2 separate regions of the Homo sapiens genome follow, and region 2 is linked to region 1. Evidence: chromatin loops called from intact Hi-C (ENCODE). Cell type or tissue: Calu3. All regions are shown on one strand. Each heading gives the region's core, and the rest is flanking DNA. Links, peaks and the distances in the headings are about the cores only. Region 1 overlaps NOS1AP (nitric oxide synthase 1 adaptor protein). Region 2 overlaps NOS1AP (nitric oxide synthase 1 adaptor protein).

Evidence for each region. Hi-C counts contacts between places; a loop is a spot of excess contacts. Peaks named below come from ENCODE experiments on the same cell type or tissue, not always from the same donor. Only the 100,000 strongest peaks of a DNase experiment are listed, where the experiment ranks them.
Region 2: a loop joins it to region 1, with 1.9 times the contacts of the local background. A loop is called at or near these places in 4 of 110 quality-filtered maps.

Annotation. Positions count from the first base shown.
Region 1 is chr1:162,132,006-162,141,785 of GRCh38, forward strand. The region is part of intron 1 of NOS1AP (nitric oxide synthase 1 adaptor protein); the gene reads left to right. All of the region lies in intron 3 of LOC105371475 (a long non-coding RNA gene), which reads right to left. Among named protein-coding and RNA genes, the nearest start is that of MIR4654, 20 kb to the right of the region's middle. RefSeq lists an enhancer at 4,293-5,492. In Calu3, for the core only: no CTCF peak of the experiment used is centred there; a DNase peak (open chromatin) is centred at 4,946.
Region 2 is chr1:162,208,947-162,218,726 of GRCh38, forward strand. All of the region lies in intron 2 of NOS1AP (nitric oxide synthase 1 adaptor protein), which reads left to right. Among named protein-coding and RNA genes, the nearest start is that of MIR4654, 57 kb to the left of the region's middle. In Calu3, for the core only: no CTCF peak of the experiment used is centred there; DNase peaks (open chromatin) are centred at 4,805 and 7,145.

The DNA.
Region 1 (9,780 bases), core at 1,096-9,095:
CTGCACAGTGAAGGGTCCTTTAAATGACTATCAAGAAATCTATTTGGTGATAATGGCATGTGTGTGTCCCAGACATGTGATTCCTAGGCCTGCCTGGAAGGTGAGCTGAAACATTATGATCACAGTGGAGGATTATGGGAAGTTTCAAAGTACAGTTCCTGGGAGGGTGAAGGACTCCTGACTCTGCCAAATACCGGATGTGCTATACCAAACATAATGCTCCCTCTAACAGAAGTTGATGGCATCCTTGGATTCTTTGGGAAGGTGACGCACATTGGAGGAAATGCAACTCAAATATGCCTCCCCAGGCAAGAGAATCCATAGGAAGAAGCTTGTGATGGGAGGATTTACATCTGGAGAGATTAGAGTAGATGGATACAAAGTGATGCTAGTATGTAAAATAATTTTCTACCCACCTCGATAAGATCCTCATAGGAGAAATGATCTTTGTAGAAAGATAAAGTCAAGAAAAAAATACAGAGATTTCTCCGTGACCTTCAGGTCTAGTGAAACACAGGAGAATTGCCTTTGGACAGGATTATCTGATAAAGTGAGATCACGGCAATCAGATGATTATTATTTAATGATAGCACTTAATAATTGCTCAGCCTAATCTTAGCTCATTAAAGCAATATGGAAAGTAGTAGTAAACTTGGTTTGAAACTGTTATTGGTATAAAATATTTTGATGATGACATAATAGGAATCTATAGCATAGCTTCCCAACCCACAGGTCTCCATATTGATTCCTCCAGCCCTGCAAATCTATGAGTGACCCCTCCCAGGTTCCACACTCCTTCAGTTTTCCCCAGTTACCAGTGTTCTGGGTGCCATGGATAAAGGTCTGTTTCTGAAACCAGAGCTCTCTTCTTGCTGAGATTCTCCACTTTGCCTGCATGTGCCCCAATTTCCTTGTTTGCTCTGGCTCTTCTGTCAGAGCTATACACTTACTTGTCTTTTCTTTTGTGATCTCTTTTGACTTGGCGCCTAATGGAAACTTCTGCATCAGTGAGGTCCAGTGTGATAGTAAATGATGGAATATTGCAATATCACGTGTTGGCTGGGATTTCTGGGTCCATTGCTTCATATCCCATCTGAGTTCATTCTGTAGCAGCCATTTACCTAAAATATTTTCCAGGTGTGTGCTTATTATATTAGTACGCTTAATTTGTCTATATTCTTGGGTTTAATCTTTGAAATTTTGAATTAAACTGTATTAACAAAGACAAGTCATTATTTTATTAGATGCACTGTGTTGGTAATGCTTTCCTAAGTTGCCTCAGAAGATCTTCTAATCTTAACAAATGTTTTGTCATATTTTATCCTTTATCTGTCTTATCTATTGATTCTTGCCTAGGACCAATTATTGTAGATATCATACCCGTCTTGGTTACCATTGTGCCTAAACCCAGATACCATTTATAGTTTTATCTAAAAGTCTATGAATGAAATCATACTCTCTTGCTGTCTTATTATTCTAAAAGTGTGATATTTTATGTGAACTAGATTTTATAACAAGCTTTCCTTTTTATAATCTGGCAGCAGTATAAATTGTTGATGTTTATTCTTCTATCCCTTTTACATGATAGATGAATCTGTTCAATTTTGGCTTTTGAGTGACTCATATGTGGTTAGCATTCTGCTGTGGCATTGGGTGGTCTTTAGCATTTTATTGGACTATTTTATGAAACATCTCCAAAGAAATATGTTGGAACTGGTATTTATTACCTTAATCTTATTGTCTGCCTTGAGAAGCTGCTAACTAAATGTTTTCTCCAGCTTTTCCTTAATTGCAGTGTGGTTAATTCCTCTCAACTGCAGGAAGCCAAGGTATTTATAGATTGTTGTTATTATTTTTTGTGGCCTGTAGAAGTAATCGGCATTCAACGAATGCCAAGAACATGCTTGGCATGAAGTAGTACATAGAATTAGATCCAGTTCCTGCCCCATGAACTTGATGTGAGATAAGCTAACTGGGGAGGAGAGAAGGAAGAGAAGACTTTCCAAAAAATTGTATCTCTTCTAAAATTGGGAGAAAATGAATTTCAGTTTAAAAGGAAACCTTAAGAATTCAATTAATAGGATAAAACACAGGTGAAACAGTCAGTAAAAGCTAAGACACTATTTATGCTAAATTCATGAATCTAAGGAGTGAGCTATAGTAAGCCCTGGTATAATGGATAATTTATCTCAAAGCAAAACTGGGCTGGGCGCAGTGGCTCACACCTGTAATCCCAGCACTTTAGGAGGCCGAGGCAGACAGATCACATGAGGCCAGGAGTTTGAGACCAGCGTGGCCAACATGGCAAACCACCATCTCTACTAAAAATACAAAAATTCCAGGTTTGGAGGTGCATATGTAATTCCAGCTACTGGGGAGGCTGAGGCATGAAAATCGCTTGAACCGGGAGGTGGAGGTTGTACTGAGCTGAGATCACACTACTGCACTCCAGCCTGGAGTGACAGAGGGAGACTTTGTCTAAAAAAAAAAAAAAAAAAAAGTAAAACCGTAGTGCTGTAAATGGGGGAGGAGAGGAAGGAGAGTAGGGAAAAAGTCAAGATGTGGAGATGCATGCATTCAGTGGAAGGATTAAGGAATCCTGAAAATTACCCTGAATTCATCTCCCTCTCCAACAGCCACATCTGATCAGTTTCCAAGTCCTGTCCCTATTATCTCCCAGATATCCTCTCCTCCTATCCCTGATTCTTTTGCTCTGTTTTAGGTCCTTCTTATCTGTCACTGGTCTCTTGTCATGTCCTCTCCAATCTATCATCCATGAAGCAGCCATATAAACCTGATCAAAGTTCGTGGCTCAAAACCCTTAGGTGGCTGCACATGACTTAAGAGTAGCAATGCAAGGCCTTCATGACCTGACCCTGCCTGCATGTTCAGCCTTATCTCATCTGGCAGAGGACTTGTAGCATCTGAACACACCAACAGGCCATGCTGCCTCAACTCTCCATTTCTATGCACGCTGATGTTCCTGCCTAGAATGGCCTGCCTTCTCTATTTCTATCCAACCAACTATTTATCCTTCAAGTTCAAAAATTATCTTCTCTGTGAGTACTTCTGACTTGTATCCAAGCAAATTAGGTGTTTGCCTTTCTGTGCTTCTACTGGACTTGGTAGATATAACCTTATTACAGCAGTGACCTTAGCACATTGTCACTGTTGAATCATATGTCTCTCTTTATGTGTACTGTTAACGTTTAGAAGACAGATGTCATGTCTTTTGTTTTTTATGTCCTCAGAGGTATTGGTTGCCGGCTGATGGAAGGACTGGCTGGGTCATGTCAGGATGCAGGCTACTCAAGGACAGTGTGGATACTGAGTATCTGCAAAGGTTTTCGACTTTCATATACTGCAAGGGGGAAAGACAGGCTCTTGGAATTGTGGGAAGATGAATTTATTTCTCATTCTGGAAGGTTTCCAGTACTGGAGGACAGGAACAGTTGGTACAAATGTCCTGGATTTGTGGATATAATCTTGATGGGGGGACACCTGTTCTGTCTGCAGAACTGGCATTTATTTTGGACCCTGAGAAGCAGAAGCCTTCTGCATCTCCCAAGGGGGCAGCCAGGTCTGTGCAGGGAGGTTGCAGACCCAGGTTTGCGTTGTAATACAATTACTCTCACCATCTGGGGTTCTGCCTTAAAGCATGAGGGTGACTTGAACACTTCTGACCTCTGGAAACTCGGGGACGGTGAATTTCAAGACCAAAAGTGGCAAAGAGGCTGACTTACTTTTGGGAACATTAAAGGCCTCCATCTAAATGAACTTTGTGCATGTAGTGGACCACGTTTCATTTGATTCACCCATGTTACTTAAATTTGTTTAGGAATGGAATATTGTAATTGATTATTTTGTAGTGGGAATTTTAAGCATTTAAAAAATTTGTTAAAAATTTATTTTTTATTGACTTTCCTGTGTATGTACAACTGTTGTCTAGTGTTGTAGAGGAATATGATTTAGGTGTATAATACAATTTAGAATCCTGAGATTCTGGGAGTCTAGTGAAAGCTATGTTATAGAAGCAAGTGAAAACATTGAAATAACCCGAGTTAGTACTATAAAAATGGCCTCAACAAATGCTGTACATCATTCTTCAGAGGAGCAGGGTACTGCTATGGTGTGGAGTAGTCAGGGAGTGCTTCACAGGGAAGAAAATGCAATTTGAGCTGTGTCTTGAAGTGGGGTAGAATTTGAAGAGGTATAATAAAGAAAGGTAGTTCTGGGGCAGGAAAACAGCTACTGAGATGGGGATTCTTTATTTATTTATTTATTTTTTAATGTATGGTGTTATTTGACCAAGTATTTTATGATATAGATCTAGGCTCATGATCCTCCAACTCCCTTAATCTTATCTAACCTCTTCTAATTCTTTGAATACCTACCATGTATTCAGTATTGGGCTGGATACAAAAGAAATGCAAGACATCATTCTTTTCTTTATGGAGCTTCAGTCTTGTAGATTACCGTATCATATGGAAAAACATAGAACCAGCAGCAGTTTTTGGAAATGAGAATGTAAAATTAGAACTTCAGATTCTGTCTTGCTGGTATGATACCCTGGGCTTACTCTCATTCTCTCACTGCTTTCCAGATGTGTCCTTTTTCTTTTCTCATGTGCTGCAGAGGTGGGTAAATAGGGTACTCTCTACCTTTCATGACAGGAAATTCAATGTCAGGTGATTTGCCAAAGTTTAGAGACAAGTTGGTGGAAGAACCACAGTGAGATGTTTGTGTTTTTGTGTGTTTGTTTAAAAATTGCTTCTCAGCTGGCTGTAGTATGAAGGGAGTTGCCTTGGAGCATACAGAAGTACCTCCTAGCTTTTCTGGGGTGAATACTGCCCTTCCAAACATGCTCTGGTATTTTAGAAAGAGGTGTAATACATCAGGTCAACCAGAGTGCAGGTCAGAGTGCAGCAGCTCTGAGTCTGTTGCTGAGGAATTAGTGACTCATATGAAAAGCACCTCGGACTTGCTCATGAAGATTCTGAGATCCTCGTCAACTTGGTACTTGATCTCTGAATTTCCGTTCTACCCTCAGTCCTCTTGGGCCTTGGTTTTAGTGGAGGTAGGAGCTGAGAGTTGGAGTTGATCTTCGTTTGCTTCTTTGACTTTGTCTTTGATGGACCCCCCTGTCACAGATTAGGAGACAAAGCACGATTTGCATTTGCACTCAGCCTCCTGCAAAAATGCCATTTCTCAACATTTTCTTTCCATCTATCTCTTCTTTGTCAGTTTCAGCCTCTCAGCCACATTGATAAGCACATTCAAATTCTGGGCCACTCCTGCCACCCTGTGAGCCGTTTGTCTGTCCCTCTGCACTTCTGCAGCACTATTGATTTGCCGTTTGCTTGCACTTTAACTGGATCTGGATTGGCGTGTGCCTCTGGAAGGTTTTCCATCTATTGATCAGAGTTAATGGTACCCATCACCATGGTTTCTAGGATTGCTGTCTGGGATCAGCACAGTGTTGTTGCTAACCATTTTTTTGCCATGAAGCTGAGGCAGTCCAGGGACTCTGAGGCACTTAGAAGTAAACCTCAGAGCTCTGTTTTTCTTTTCAGAAATCTGTATGTGAGGATCTTTTTCTGCCCTTTCTCTGCTTGATTTCAAAATCCATCTTCTTCTTGTTCAGTTGCCTGCTCCTCATTCTGCTGTCTGACGGATGAAAAAACTCATGCCTTGTCTCCTGTGTGGTTGCTCAGGGTCTCCCTTGAGCCTTCAGTTATGCACATGCGTACACACACACATGTAATTGGGTCTCGCTGTGTTGCTGTATACCTAGACGGGCATTTCTCTTGTGGCTGCTCATATTGCTATCCTTCCTACATAGCCACTTAGGAATCCACAGACAGAGCAACCTCCTTAACAGAAAGCAAGCAAGCGGTGATTGGCTTGGAGTGTGTATGTAAGCATATATGGGTCTGTGAGAGAATACTAGGTGGGTAAGAGGGGGTGCTGGTGTGGTCAGTGAAGCCACTGTCAGTACCTCACATTAAATGTTAAATGTAACCCCAGGAAACAGGATACATTGACACCTTTTTTTAAAAATGCATAATCTGTTGATTTGGTAAATAACTCTAGTTGGTGTAGCAGATATGCACAGTGTATTGGTAGCCAATTGCCTCAAAACCTAACAGCTTAAAGCAATCATAATCATTTATTCTCTCATAGTTTCTGTGAGTCAGGTTTTCAGAAAAAAGCATAGCCTGGTGGTCCTTGCTCAAGGTCTCTTAGGAGACTGCAGTTAGTCTAAGTTTCTGTTGTGCAGTGGGGCGGTGGTGATGGTGGGATACGTGGTTTCCCTTTGGCTTAGTTTTGTAAATGTGGGCAGAGTGGCCCAAGAGGATAAGACTTTGTGGAGATGGGTGGGAGGAGTTTGCAGTTTTTAGAATTTGTATAAAAATACATACATTGAAATTAATATGAGGTTATTAATAATTGTTGTGTTATACCCTTGCATAGCATTTAATTTTATTCATTTGGTTCCCCAGATCCATCCTGGATAGATAGTGGAGGGAGAAGCTGGTGAGGCCAAGTGCCAGTTTTTGAAGAACATCTCTGTGACCCTGGCAAGCTGGAGCCAGAGGCCTGGGCTCCTGTCTGCCTGGGGGCCATCCAGAAGGACTGAGCTTGCTTTTTCAGCACCCGTTTCTTCCTTACTTTTCCATGACTTCACTTAGGAGCCAAGGCATTGAGAAAGCCCTTCTCTAAGAGAGGTCATGTGCTTAGCTGGCAAGGCTACAGGCAGCACCTGTGGCACCCCTAGTGTGCCAGGGGTGTTTTACTGTCTTGCTAGTGAAACCATTCTCGAGGAAGGGGAAGGGACACTGCACCTAGGGCAGTTAGCCAGAGCAGGGGTTCACACAGGGCCAGGGATTCCTGGGATGTGGGACTTTCACTGCTAAAACCAGGGCAGTGCCAGGCAAACTGGGATGGTTGGTCAACCTAACTATACTTGCAGATGCTTCCTGGTTGACCTCCACCTCTACTGCCCTTGCCCTTGCTTCTTACACCTGAGTAACAAACCTCATAATAGGTAAGCATCTGGCAGAAGGCTCCCTTGTGGATGAGGGCTCTGGCTTGGGGCATGTTGTATTTCACTCCGCCCTAGTGTCTACCTCTTAGCCCATCCCGGGTTTTGACCTCATTCCCTCCTTAGTTGTTATTTTCTTGGGATATCCCAGAACTCCAGGGATGAGGTGGTTGAAGACCACAAGGCTCTAACCACCAAGACACTGTGTTTCTGTTTGGTGCTGAAGGATTGCAGGGGTCTCTGGGTTGGAAGCCAATGTGGCCCTGTGGCTTGCTTCCTGTTTGTTTTTGTGGGTGGGAGCTCTACCCTGCTGTCCATTCCAGATACAAGCCTAGACACTATCTATCAGGGGCTTACAGATAGCCTGTGAATGGGAAAGGACTGATGACAGGATGTCCACAGATCTCAGTGCTGGAGGAACAATGGATGCTTTCTCAGAGGCTCACTTCCAGAATTTTGCTTTGTTGAATGGGATATATGGAGGGAGTGTTGAAAAGGCTTTGTTACGAGAGGAGGAGAAAGGGAGATGAGGCCACTGGTGCAGTGGAATAACCCTTTGTAGGAAGAACAGGGATTTCTGTCAGGGATGTTTGTTTAGCTCTGTGGTATGTAATTTGAATCTTTCGCCACAAAACAATCTTTATTAAAATATTGGTTTCTCCTTAAAAATAGCTTTTGTCAGACAAATCTGTACCCTTGCTGTGTTTCATTGGCATCTCTCAGAATGGGAGGCAAGCCGTGTGATTTCAGGTTCAGTTTCTCAGCCAGAGTTGCCGTCTTACTTTTTTTTTTTCTTTTGAGGCAGTCTTACTTTGTCGCCCAGGCTGGAGGGCAGTGTGTGATCTCGACTCACTGCAACCTCTGCCTCCCTGGTTCAAGTGATTATCATGCCTCAGCCTCCTGAATAGCTGAGATTACAGGTGTGCACCACCACACGCAGCTAATTTTTTGTATTTTCAGTAGAGACAAGGTTTTGCCATCTTGGCCAGGCTGGTCTTGAACCCCTAGCCTCAAGTGATCCACCTGCCTCAGCCTCCCATAGTGCTGGGTTTACAGGTGTGAGCCACCGCACCCGGCCTGCAGTCTTAATTTTGTTTTCTAAAGCATTTCTCTGTGTCCCAGAGAAGACCTTTGCCTGCAGGCCCTCTGTTCTCATCCACAACTACTTTCTTTTTTATTCCCTGGTTCCTTTTGTATTCATTCAAGGTCCTCCAGACAATCATTTATTTGCTAGGACAGAGTGTGGTCAATCTCTATATATATTATTAGAATCAAGGGCACACGTGCAGGTCTGTTACATGGGTATACCCAATGTTTAGCTCCCATTTATAAGTGAGAACCTACAATAGTTGGTTTTCTGCTCCTGTGTTAATTCCCTTAGGAAAATGGCCTCCATCTGCATTCACATTGCTTCAAAGGACATGATTTCTTTCTTTTTTTCACTGTGTAGCATTCTGTGGTGCATATGTAGCACATTTTCTTTATCCAGTTCACTGTCGATGGACACCTGGATTGATTCCATGCCTTTGCTATTGTGAATAATGCTGCAATGAACATATCAGTGCATATATCTTTTTTGGTAGAATGATTTATTTTCCTTTGGGTATATAACCAGTAATGGGATTGCTGGCTCAAATGGTAGTTCAGCTCTTAGTTCTTTGAGAAATCTCCAGACTTCTCCACCGTAGCTGGACTAATTTATATTCCCACCAACAGTATAGAAGCGCGCCCTTTTCTCCACAACCTGACCGACATCCGTAATTTTTTGACTTTTTAACAAAAGCCATTCTGATTGGTGTGAGATGGTATCTCACTGTGGTTTCGATTCGCATTTCTCTAGTGATGATGAGCATTTTTTTACATTTGTTGGCCTTGTGTATGTCTTCTTTTGAGAAGTGTCTATTCATGTTCTTTGCCTACGTTTTATTGGATTTGTTTTTTTGCTTATTGATTTAAGTTATTAAGCCTTTGTCGGATGCAAAGTTTGCAAATATTTACTACCATTCTGTAGGTTGTTTGTTTACAGTCTCTTTTATTCTTGCCTCCTTATCTTTGGCAAATAGAAAGTGTTCTGTAATTTTTAAAAAAGGAATGGAGCTTCAATGTGAAATACTAGGTGCTTTCCCTACATGGTCTCATTTAATCACACTGGTAATCTTGCAAAATTTCACTTCATAAATGATGAAGCTGAGGTGCTGGGAGGTTGACCAGATGGCTCAAATTCATAGAGCAGCTAGAAAGTGGTGCAGCTGGAATTGGAACCAATGAGACTTTTCATGTGATTCTAATATATATTTTTATTTTTAGAGCATTGGCTTTGAAGCCAGGATACCTGGGTCATAGCCTCTCTCACTTTGATTCTGTAACTTAGTGACCTTGAGCAAGACTCCTGATCATTGAACATTAGTCAGTCCTGCCTTGTTGGAGTAAAACAAGATGTGGGGCCAAAAGACCTTGGAGCTACTTTCTAGTGCTGATGTCTCTCTTCCCTCTTTGTTTCTGGGAAAATCTGTCCTCATCATCCATGTGTGCCCCTCACCTCCGTCTCCTTTCACTGATCGCCCTTGTGTACTCTTTTCTCTTTGACTTCTCTGATTATTTTGTGGCTTTTCTTGCTCTCTTTCTTTCCACCTTTTGGTTAGAGGAACTAATGCCGGGACTTAATTTCTCAGACTTTCTACTTCCCTTTAGCTTACTTGGATTACCTTATCTGAAAAATCATTGCAAAAATAGTT
Region 2 (9,780 bases), core at 1,436-9,435, 77 kb after region 1:
CTTAGAATTTTCTAGTTTTCATTTTGCTTTCCTTGCTGACTCACAGGCCTGCAGTCCCTTACTTTCAGAATGCCAACACTGCAGGGGAATGAGCAAATTCTGCAACCCTTTTTCAGATTACTCTCAAACAATTGATTAAAAGAATAAGCTTATGGGTAAGATTTTTCCTCTTCTGGAATCCCATTTATGGCCTTTAAACCCCATGGGGCCTCTGTATTTGCAATTTTTGCACAAGATGTTTCCCAATTTGCTGGGGAATGACTTCCAGAAATATTTCTGGTGCCCCTTCAGGGATGGGCACCAGTGTAGGGCCCAAGTGTCTCAGGGACTGTCTCACATGTAAGGTTGTACCAGGCAACCAAAAGCCAAACGTCCAAGCCTTTAAGTTGGAAATAGTCTGGACTGAAGTGTGTGTATAAATGCATGTAGATAGAAGGGCGATAGGATAGCACAGTTCTGCTTGGGGAAAATTAGGAGAAGTGGTATTTTAGGAGAACCCAGTACAAACCTCTGGATGTGAGGAGAGCTCAAATATAACCTTGGGTGTTCTGCTAAGTGTCTATGAGGACTTGAACAAGTCAGTTTCCTCTCTTTGTGCCTGGGTTTCATCTGTGAAGGAAGAAGAATAAATGATCTTTATGATACCTTCTACCACTGAACATTCTGTGACTTGAAAACATTATTCTAAAGAACACTTTTTAAATACTCATGGAAGAGAAATTGATTAGAGAGTTGGGCCAGAGCCCTCCCAACACTTTGGGAAGATCCCTCTCTTGCTAGCCATCTTCAAGTTTTGGAAAGCTCTCATGAAGCTGAGAGCTGGGGGCGGGGGGCAAGGGCAGGGGGACTCTTCTGTACTCAAAGCAGAACCAGGCAATTGAAAAGTGGATTCTGGCTCAGTATAACAAGAATTTTCTGGTCATCAGTGTTGTTGGAAGATGAAGAAAGCTTAGGAGGGAAGGAATTCTTCATCACTGGGGCCATTTTAGCCAAGGCTGATGCAGAGTGGGCAGAGATAGAGATATCAGACGAGTGACCAGACTAGATGTCTCTAAGTTCTTTCCAACCTGGGAGTTTTAAAAATGTATATATTTTTGTTAATTTTTCCTTATTATTTTGATCCTTGTGAAAGGAGAAGGAAGAGAGATGGGCATACTGCTGTCTGAAAGACTGATTATATGGGAGGGATGGGTGGTAAGGCTCTGAGGGGGAGAGAGTATCACTTTAACTACATTTCTTCAGCAACAACTTTGCAGTGTGGAGTAGGCTGAGGTGCAAGGGCTTAGAGACGCATTGAGTGGGTTCCTTGGATCTCCTTGCTGTGGGGCCCAGCTCGACCTTCAAGAGCACGGTGACTTCTCCCATGCCCAGCCCACAGCTCTGCTTGCCTCTCTCACTGTGGGCCTCCCTGACTCACTCGACAGCAAGCAAAAGCCACACTGTTTTCCCTGCCACCTTCTGTCTATCTCCCCATGGCTCTGAATCAGCTGTCATGGGAGTTGGCTGTGACTGAGAACCAGAATTAATCCACTTTCTCTGGAAATTATTTCTCTCAGGCCCATGACTGTCATATCACCGAGCTCTCTGAGGCCAGCATCTTTCTGTGAAGTCCTTGCTTTCCATGACAGCATTTTATAGGCTCCGTGTGGAGTTGCTGTTCCACTCTGTAATTGACTGGGCATATTGGTGCCACTTGTAATTACCTCCAGATACTCGCCTGCTTCAAGGCCATGGTGGTGACTCCTCCTTCTCCTGGGCTGCCTTCATCACCAGGCTTCTTTGCCTGTGGAATGGGAGATCCATTTGCTCTGGTTGGCAGGGCATGAGTGACATGTTCAAATAGCTCCATGGCACTGGCCTTCCTCTATCCACTGACTGCCTTTATTTCTTCATCTCTGCTATTGCACACAACGAGTATGGCCCAGCGACTGAACTGGCTGTCACTGTCAGGCCCCTGAGCTCACGGAGTCCGCAGCTGCTGTGATGCTGGAGGGGCTGCAGTGCTGCCCACAAGCCTGGGGGCTCTGGAGTCCTACCATGTGAAGAAAGTTGGTCTCTTGCTACTCTGGTCTCACCCCACTTCCCACCATTGTGTTCTTGCTGTTTCTACCCAGGCAGATCTTCACATGGGGACAATGAATGTGAGACAGGCTCATCTTGGGAATGAGGGTGAATGGTACTTGAGACTGGAGAGAGCCAGCAGGCTTCTTGGGTCTCTTATTGTCTTAGCTCAGCTGCCATAACAAAATATCACAGGCTAGGTGGATTGAACAAGAGAAATTTATTTTTCACAGTTCTGGAGGCTGGAAAGTCCAAGACCAAGGTGCCAGCAGGTCCAGTGTCTGGTAAGGGCTGTCTCTTTGGGTTGCAGATGATTCTTGCTACGTCCTCACATAGCCATTCCTTAGTGCATGTATGAGAAGGACATCTCTCTCTCCCTCCCCTCCTCTTATTGGAAGGATGCCAATCCTATGGGATTAGGACTCTACCTTTGTAACCTCATTTAACTTTAATTACCTCCTAAAAGCCCCTTCTCCAAATGCAGTCACATTGGGGTTTAGGGCTTCAGTGCAGAATGTTGGTGGGGGAGGGACAATACAATCTATAGCACTTATTTATTGATGTTTCTTTTTTCAACTTCAGAAGCAATAACTCACCTCCTAGGGCATTAAAAACCCAGTGAGGCAGTGGGTTGTTTGGCTACCTTCCTGTCCGAACTCTTTCTTTCCTTGTTTCCCTGTGTTTTTTTCTTGACTGTTTGAGACCCTGGGGGAGCCACTTTCCTTCCTCTCTCTGCAGTCTGATTGTTTACACTTTGCTGACCGTATCCTGGTTAAGGAAACTGACAAGGGTCCAGGGTCTCTAGGTGTCCTGCCATCGGAGGGACTGGCTGAATTAGCAGCAGCTGGCCCTGAATCATCCTTGGGAGTGTTGTATATTTAAGTCCAGTACTTGTAGCTTCCCCCCACAAAAGAAGATCATTTTACAGAAAACAGAACCAAGACCCCAAAAGTTCAGATTGTTGGTATGAAGTCATAAGACTACTTAGTGACAGAATCAGGAGTGTAAACCTAGCTCATAATCTCTAGTCGATGCTATAGCTGGGGAAGGACCAGGCAGATTGCAGGAGGAGATGCCTTGCCTGTGTTGCTGAGTTTTCCTCCCTCGGGTTGCCCTCTTGGAGGCTCCTCTTGTTTTTATACTTGACAGGACAGGGACAGGAAAAAGGTGAGACAGCTCATCGTGTGGCCCCCTCTGCAAGGCTGGGAAGGTGTTGTTTGACATATAGAGAACCAGGGGCTGCATGATCAGTGGTCTGAGCAGTGGTCTGGTCTTCTGTAGTCCCACCTCATCTACTTAATGACCAGTTAACTCTTAATTCAGGTGACAGTAAACATTTAGCACCTGTGCTGGGTGCTGGGCTATAGTGGTGAGCAAAATGGGCTGGTCCTGCCCTCATGAAACACAGTCTAGGTTTTATGCACCAAACTATTTACTCTCCCCATCACAAATCCACATTGACACTCAAGGATGGGGAACCTCTAAGTGACTGGGGTTTGGGATGGGAAATATGTAAACTCTGCCCCCCGCCACCCCGCTGCCCACCCCAGTCTGGTAATAGGTGTGTATGTTGGTGGTGGTAGTGGAAGAGTGGTAAGGGATATAGGATAAGAACAGGGGTAATTGTAAAAGCTTCGGGATTTTAGTGAAGCCACACACTTTCCTGCCCCATGATCAGTCTAGGGGGTCTAGCTGTGGATGCAGGCCTAGAAAGTATCAGTGAGTGGGTGGAGGATAGCCATGAGATGGCTGTGGAGAGTCTCCTACCTCTCCTTCTTCCTGCTGGGATGTTGCTTCTGCCCTCGACACACCCTGTGAACTTTGGCTGCTGCCGTGTAGCTTCTGAACTCTCTGTGGAGTGAGTGCCCCCGGCACACGGCGGACCATGTCAACAAGTTCAGCTGTATGAGCCTAGAGACTGTTCCTCGAAAGCCTGTCACACAGCTGCCTTGAGCCCAAGTGACAAGCTGTGGATCTTGCCCAGGGTAACCATTTCTGACTCTCCTGAATAATATGGGGTGGATCTGGGGCATTGTGTCTAGGAAAAGCAGGTGGAGGGTGTCTCTAGGGGATCAGGTCAGGGCTGGCCGCCCACCTCCCCACCCTCAAGGAATCTAGATACAGTTAGGGAGTCCCAGGTAACTTGAACACCCTGGTACATTTCCTTAGGAAGGAAATGAACGTATGAGCATGACCCCTTTTGCTTTATTCCAATACATATTTAAATACCCCAGCAACTCTCATCCACAACATTAGCTGTGATAACCAACTGTATTTCCTGTCTGAGACCCTTTCCTTCTCCAGTAATTAGCCTTTGTCTAGCCTTTAATCCAGTGGTGGTTATATGGGGAGCTGCCTGGTCAGGAATTTTTGCATTGAGGGAGGAGACTCTCCCACTGATCCTGTGCAGGCATTTTTGCTGACAGATTGTTATGGCTGGAGTTGCCAAATACAAGAAGCAGAGACCTTTCACCTTCACCTGAGCTGTGTGCTTTAGAGAAAGAAGGATGTGCCCACCTCCTATTTTCTGTCCTCACTGTTGAATTCGGTTGACATTCAGTTGCCCAATCTGCAGTCATATCCAACTAACTGGATTGTTTTTAAGTTCTCCTCTGGATGAATTATGAGCTTTCTTGACTTTGGTCAGGCTGCCTGGAGTCATTCCCAGCCTGGGCAGGTGCTGTGCCAACTTCCCTGGCATGTGCCTGTGCCTGCGGATTTTACTATTTGACCCCTAGCTCTCCCTTGGAAATACCAAGCCTGGAACTCTGGAGAAGGCGCCGCCGCTCGTGTAGTTCTGAAAGGCTCTCTTTGTCCTGAGGAATGCCTGTTGCAATGAAGCTTGGTAAATAGCCAGCTCATTTCTCCTATAAATTAAAATGAAGGAACCTCATCCGCTAGAAGTAACTTTACTTGTCTCGTCTCATCTTCTTTATTCAAGCCTATTTAATGAATATTTATTTAAGACCTAAAATCCAGCACTGTGCCAGGCACTATAATGGGGGACATAGAAGTAGAAGTTTGTGGTCCCTGCCTTCAAGGGCTTAAGGCTTCTCAGTGGGGACAGGCCATGTGCACATGAAACTATCAAAGAATATATAAAATTGAATTCAATTAAATGCCAAGTGGAGGAGTTTTCTTCTTTGGTGTGCCTGTGGGACCAGAGTTCCTTTTCCTATGTCTTTCAGAGATATCCATTTATTTCAGCCCCTTTAACATTTGTTCCTTTGTTAATCTGTTTGCTTGTTCATTCGTTCGTTCGTTCATTCATTCATTCATTCATTCATTCAGTAAAAGCCAATATATTGTTTACTCTTTGCCCAGCACTATGCTGCGTGCCCGCCTCCAGACAGAGAGGTGATATCAGCATGGCCCTCAGCAGGCTCACAGTCTGGTTGGAGGGAGAAGGAAAGGGGGAAGTGAGTATGCACGGTGGTAAAGGCTGTACACCCAGGAGGAATAGAGTGCCATGGGGACTGGAGGGAAGGGCTGCTTAGCTTCTGAGTTTTGATTTTCCCTTCATAATTTTTTTTTCTGTTCAAAAATAATTCTCAGTGTTTTTCTTAACCTTTCCATCATTCAAATGGCTGATTAACCCTCCTTTACTGTCAAGCTGCATATCTTTTTAATTTTGTGAAGTAGCCTTTTCTTCATTAGATACTGTGTATTCATTTGTCTTTTATCTTATATTGTATATTTGTTATTGTTTATTGTGTTCTTGAATCACTTCACAGAACTACTATTTGGCCTAATTTTCGGTCTGGAAATAGCTACTATTTTCTTCCATGAAGAGTGGCTGACAGCATATGGGAGTTCTGTCTGTACGCTAACATTTGTTTGTTAGTCATATTTCTCTCTTTTTTGCCTCTAATAGTTGCTCAGAGTTACTAATTTACCATCGTTATTAATGAATTCTTAAACATTTTTTGAAAATGTCACCTTTCTCCCTGCCAGGCTACATCAGTGAGTGGAGCAACAAAAACAGAACACCTTCAATAACAGAAAACAATATTCCTCTGGCTTCACCCCAACCCACCGTGATAGGGCTTTTATGCTGCATTCTCCGCGAAGCTTCTCCAAGATTTCTTGAGCATGCTTGGGAGGGATCTCACGGGTCCTCAAGGCCACAGTGCTCTCAGGACCATGAGATGCCTAGGATTCCCTGTCTCCTGTGTGTGGTGATGCCTGCCCTGAGCACCCCTAGCCTCGGGGCCCGTAAGTCCCAGGAAGTGCCTTGCCAAGGCCCCGGGGCCGAGTCTTTCTGAGGCTTGCCAGAGCTGAGCCACAGCACTCGACTGCGGTCATGCCACTCCCTGCTTTTAGAAACTGGCTTGCTGGGTGGGCCACACTGGTGATGCACTGGACCTTGCAGGTGGCAGCACTGTGTTGTGTCCCCTACTGAAGTGGTGAAACCTTAACTTGCATTGCGGGGCTAGGCTCATGAGCCCTGGGTCATTGCTGTCTGCTGCTCTCTGTCCTGCTATTTGGCCTGTTCCTAAGATGCAAACATGGATGCTGGGCCAGGAGACAGTCTGAGTGGCAGGCACTGTATTATGCTTATAACTGACCTGCTGCCTGGCCTGAGCTCTGTCACTGGCTCAAGCTTGAGGACCCAGCTCTGTCCTCAAAACAGATGCTCTCCCAGCAGGCCCTTTAGTGTGTCATCCAGATGGTCTCCAGCAGAATGGCCCCTTGGGTCCTCCACTCATGCCCAGGCAGACCTGAGACCTCGGGCAGATGCACCTTAGGCTCAAGCCAGGACTGTTGTGATGATGTCGAATTCTATAATCTTTCAGATTTAAAGATGATAAATCTTTCAGAACATTTAGAAAACAGAGGAAAGGAACAATGATAACCCATGATCTTACCATGCTTCTTTTGTTAGCATTTTGGAGAATTTCCATCAGACCTTTCTCATGCACATATCCTTCATAGCATTATAACTCACTGTTCTCTGGCCACGCCTTGGTCTGTCTGTCCAGCTTCCGTGTGTGTTCACCCGTTTGTGGGATGGCGAGTGGAGACCATGCTGAGCCTCTCATTTGCACTTTTATTTCCTGCTCCAACTGCAAGCTGCTTCCTTGCCCTCCTCCCCCATCTCCTCCCTGTCATCAGTCTTCTGAGTCCATTGACGTTGATTTGCATTCCTTTGCCTTCTCAGGTTGCTTTCTCATTGGTTGCTCTACTCTGAGCCACCTGTGTCCCATTCCTACTCTTACTTCTGCCAGGGACCTCCTCTTGCTGGTGTGTGCTAGGCCCACTAGCCAGAAGAAAAACCCTCTTTCACACAGATGCCATGAAGGGAAGGAATCTAGGCTGGGACTGGAGGTTGTATTAGGATCCATGCCCATGTAACTCTGCCCTGGCTAAAGCAGTGCTACTGTTGTGGGGACATTAATGACACCTTTGAAAGTGGTTTTATCAGTGCCTAGACAATCACTGGACCATTTCCTTCTAGAGCGGGCTTTACATCTTATAGTTGGACTCTTGGTGACTTGCATTTTAGTCTCAGCTTTGCCTCTGAGTCCTGCTATGTACTTTAGGCAAGTCGCTGAACCTCTATGCTTTGGTTTATTCATCTACCAAATGGGAATATTACAATTTGTCCTGTCAACATCACATGTGTATTGCAGATAGCATGACAAACCTGCTGTAATCCTGGTAGTACCATAATGTAAAATAAAATAATTATATTTGAAAAGAGAAGTATAAACATTGTGATAAGAATGTTATAAGAACACTGACTGTGGAATCAGGCAGCCTGGGTTCAAATCTTGGCATGACTATTACTGGCTGTGTGACCTTGGTCAACTTTCTAAACTTCTCTGTGCTTTGGTTTCTTCTTCTATCCAATGAGTAAGACAGCATAGCAGTACTTATAAGTTTATGGTTTTGGTAGGATTAGATGAGTTAACACATATAGCAAATTTAAAGGTGGGCTCAGCACATTTGCAAGTATTGTGATTGTGGGTGCTGTTATCGTTTATAGAGGATTCATCATCAAATCTTTTCCTGCTGTGAAGGGAAGGAGCTTTATGTGACTGACTTGGAGAGGAGCAAGGGCGTTCATGTATATTTGGTGCCAGTTGTGTGATGCATACACCTAGGTACTTCTATGTTTCCACTCTTTCACATGGGGAAGCTTAGGCTCAGGGAAACAAGCCTATACGACTCAAACTCTTTTGTCTGGGTCCAAATTGGTACTCTTTTCACTACACCATACCTCTTTCCATTTGGGTCCTGAAACAGCTGTTGTTAGCTTTTTTTTTTTTTTGAGATGAAGTCTCACTCTATCGCCCAGGCTGGAGTGCAATGGCACGATCTCGGCTCACTGCCACCTCTGCCTCCTGGGTTCAAGCGATTCTCCTGTCTCAGCCTCCTGAGTAGCTGGGATTACAGGCATGAGCCACCACACCCAGCTAATTTTTTTGTACTTTTGTAGAGATGGGGTTTCACCATGTTGGCCAGGCTGGTCTCGAACTCCTGGCCTCAAGTGATCCACCTGCCTTGGCCTCCCAAAGTGCTGGGATTACAGGCGTGAGCCACTGTGCCTGGCCTTGTTGTTGGCTTTTTGTTCAAGCACTGGTGTGCTTTAATGAGTATAGTTGTCCCAATTATCATGGGTGCCAGCGAGGCAGAGTGAGAGTGTGGCTGGCTCCCTGATGCCAGAGTAAAGGACACAACCTCCACTTTAACCCTGTGACCATAATTAAAACCACATATACACCTTTCTCTTTATCCTGTCCTCTTTTCTGTGCATTTTTCAGCAACTTGGTCAGCCTGCCAGTTCCTGAAATTAACCTGCTGCCTGGTTTATGACCGAGACTGGAGATGGCCTCATGCTAATTGCTGGATGGTTTCAGCTTCCTTCCCACTCACAGATACAGTGGTAGGAATAATAATTATGTCTGCCATGTACTGAGCATATGGGGACTTTACATCATCTTGTTTCCATCTCATAAATAATCAAGAGAGGCAGTGCTGTTCTTCTTGCTACAGATGAAGAAACTGAATCTTGGAGAGGTTGACTAACTTCCTTTAAGTATCACTAGTAAGTGACTGAGTTAGGACTCAAACCTGGGGCCTTTCTCTTCCTGGAGGCCCCACCTCTGAGTCCATCAGATAAGTTCTATTTTGGCTGATTTACAATGTAAGCTTCCAGAGAAGATTCTATTTGAAGCAGTTCCGGGACTTAAAAAATTTGAAAAACACTGCTCTAGGAGAAAGAATCCTTGGCTGGGAGCCTGATGACTTGAGGTCTTGCTCTGGGTTTATGCAAAGTTGTTTGTCCTTACTGAGCCTCAGTCTCTCCATATGTGAAAGTGGACCTGTACTATCAGCCTCAAAAATATCAGGCTAATAAATCACTATCATAATGGCAGTGCTTTGAACTCTCTTACCTATTTGAAACCAAGCCCCTTCGGTTATGCCTTGAGCAATCGCAGTAAGGGTTTTATAATAATGATAATAGGCATGACTGTGATTCTACTGTTGCTCCCACTCCTGCTATCACCCTGCATAGGTCCTGCAGTTGTCATTTGTCTGTGGATGTTGTGAGAATGTCTTCAGGGCTGATTAGAGGCCTCATGGTCTCCAAGGGAGATGATCACACATGTCGTTTGCTGGTCAGTCGTGGAACTATCCAAGACCAATTTCCCTTGCTAAGTGGCCCCCAGAGTCCAGGCTTTTGCTATTGCTGGAATCCAGCCTATTAGAGCG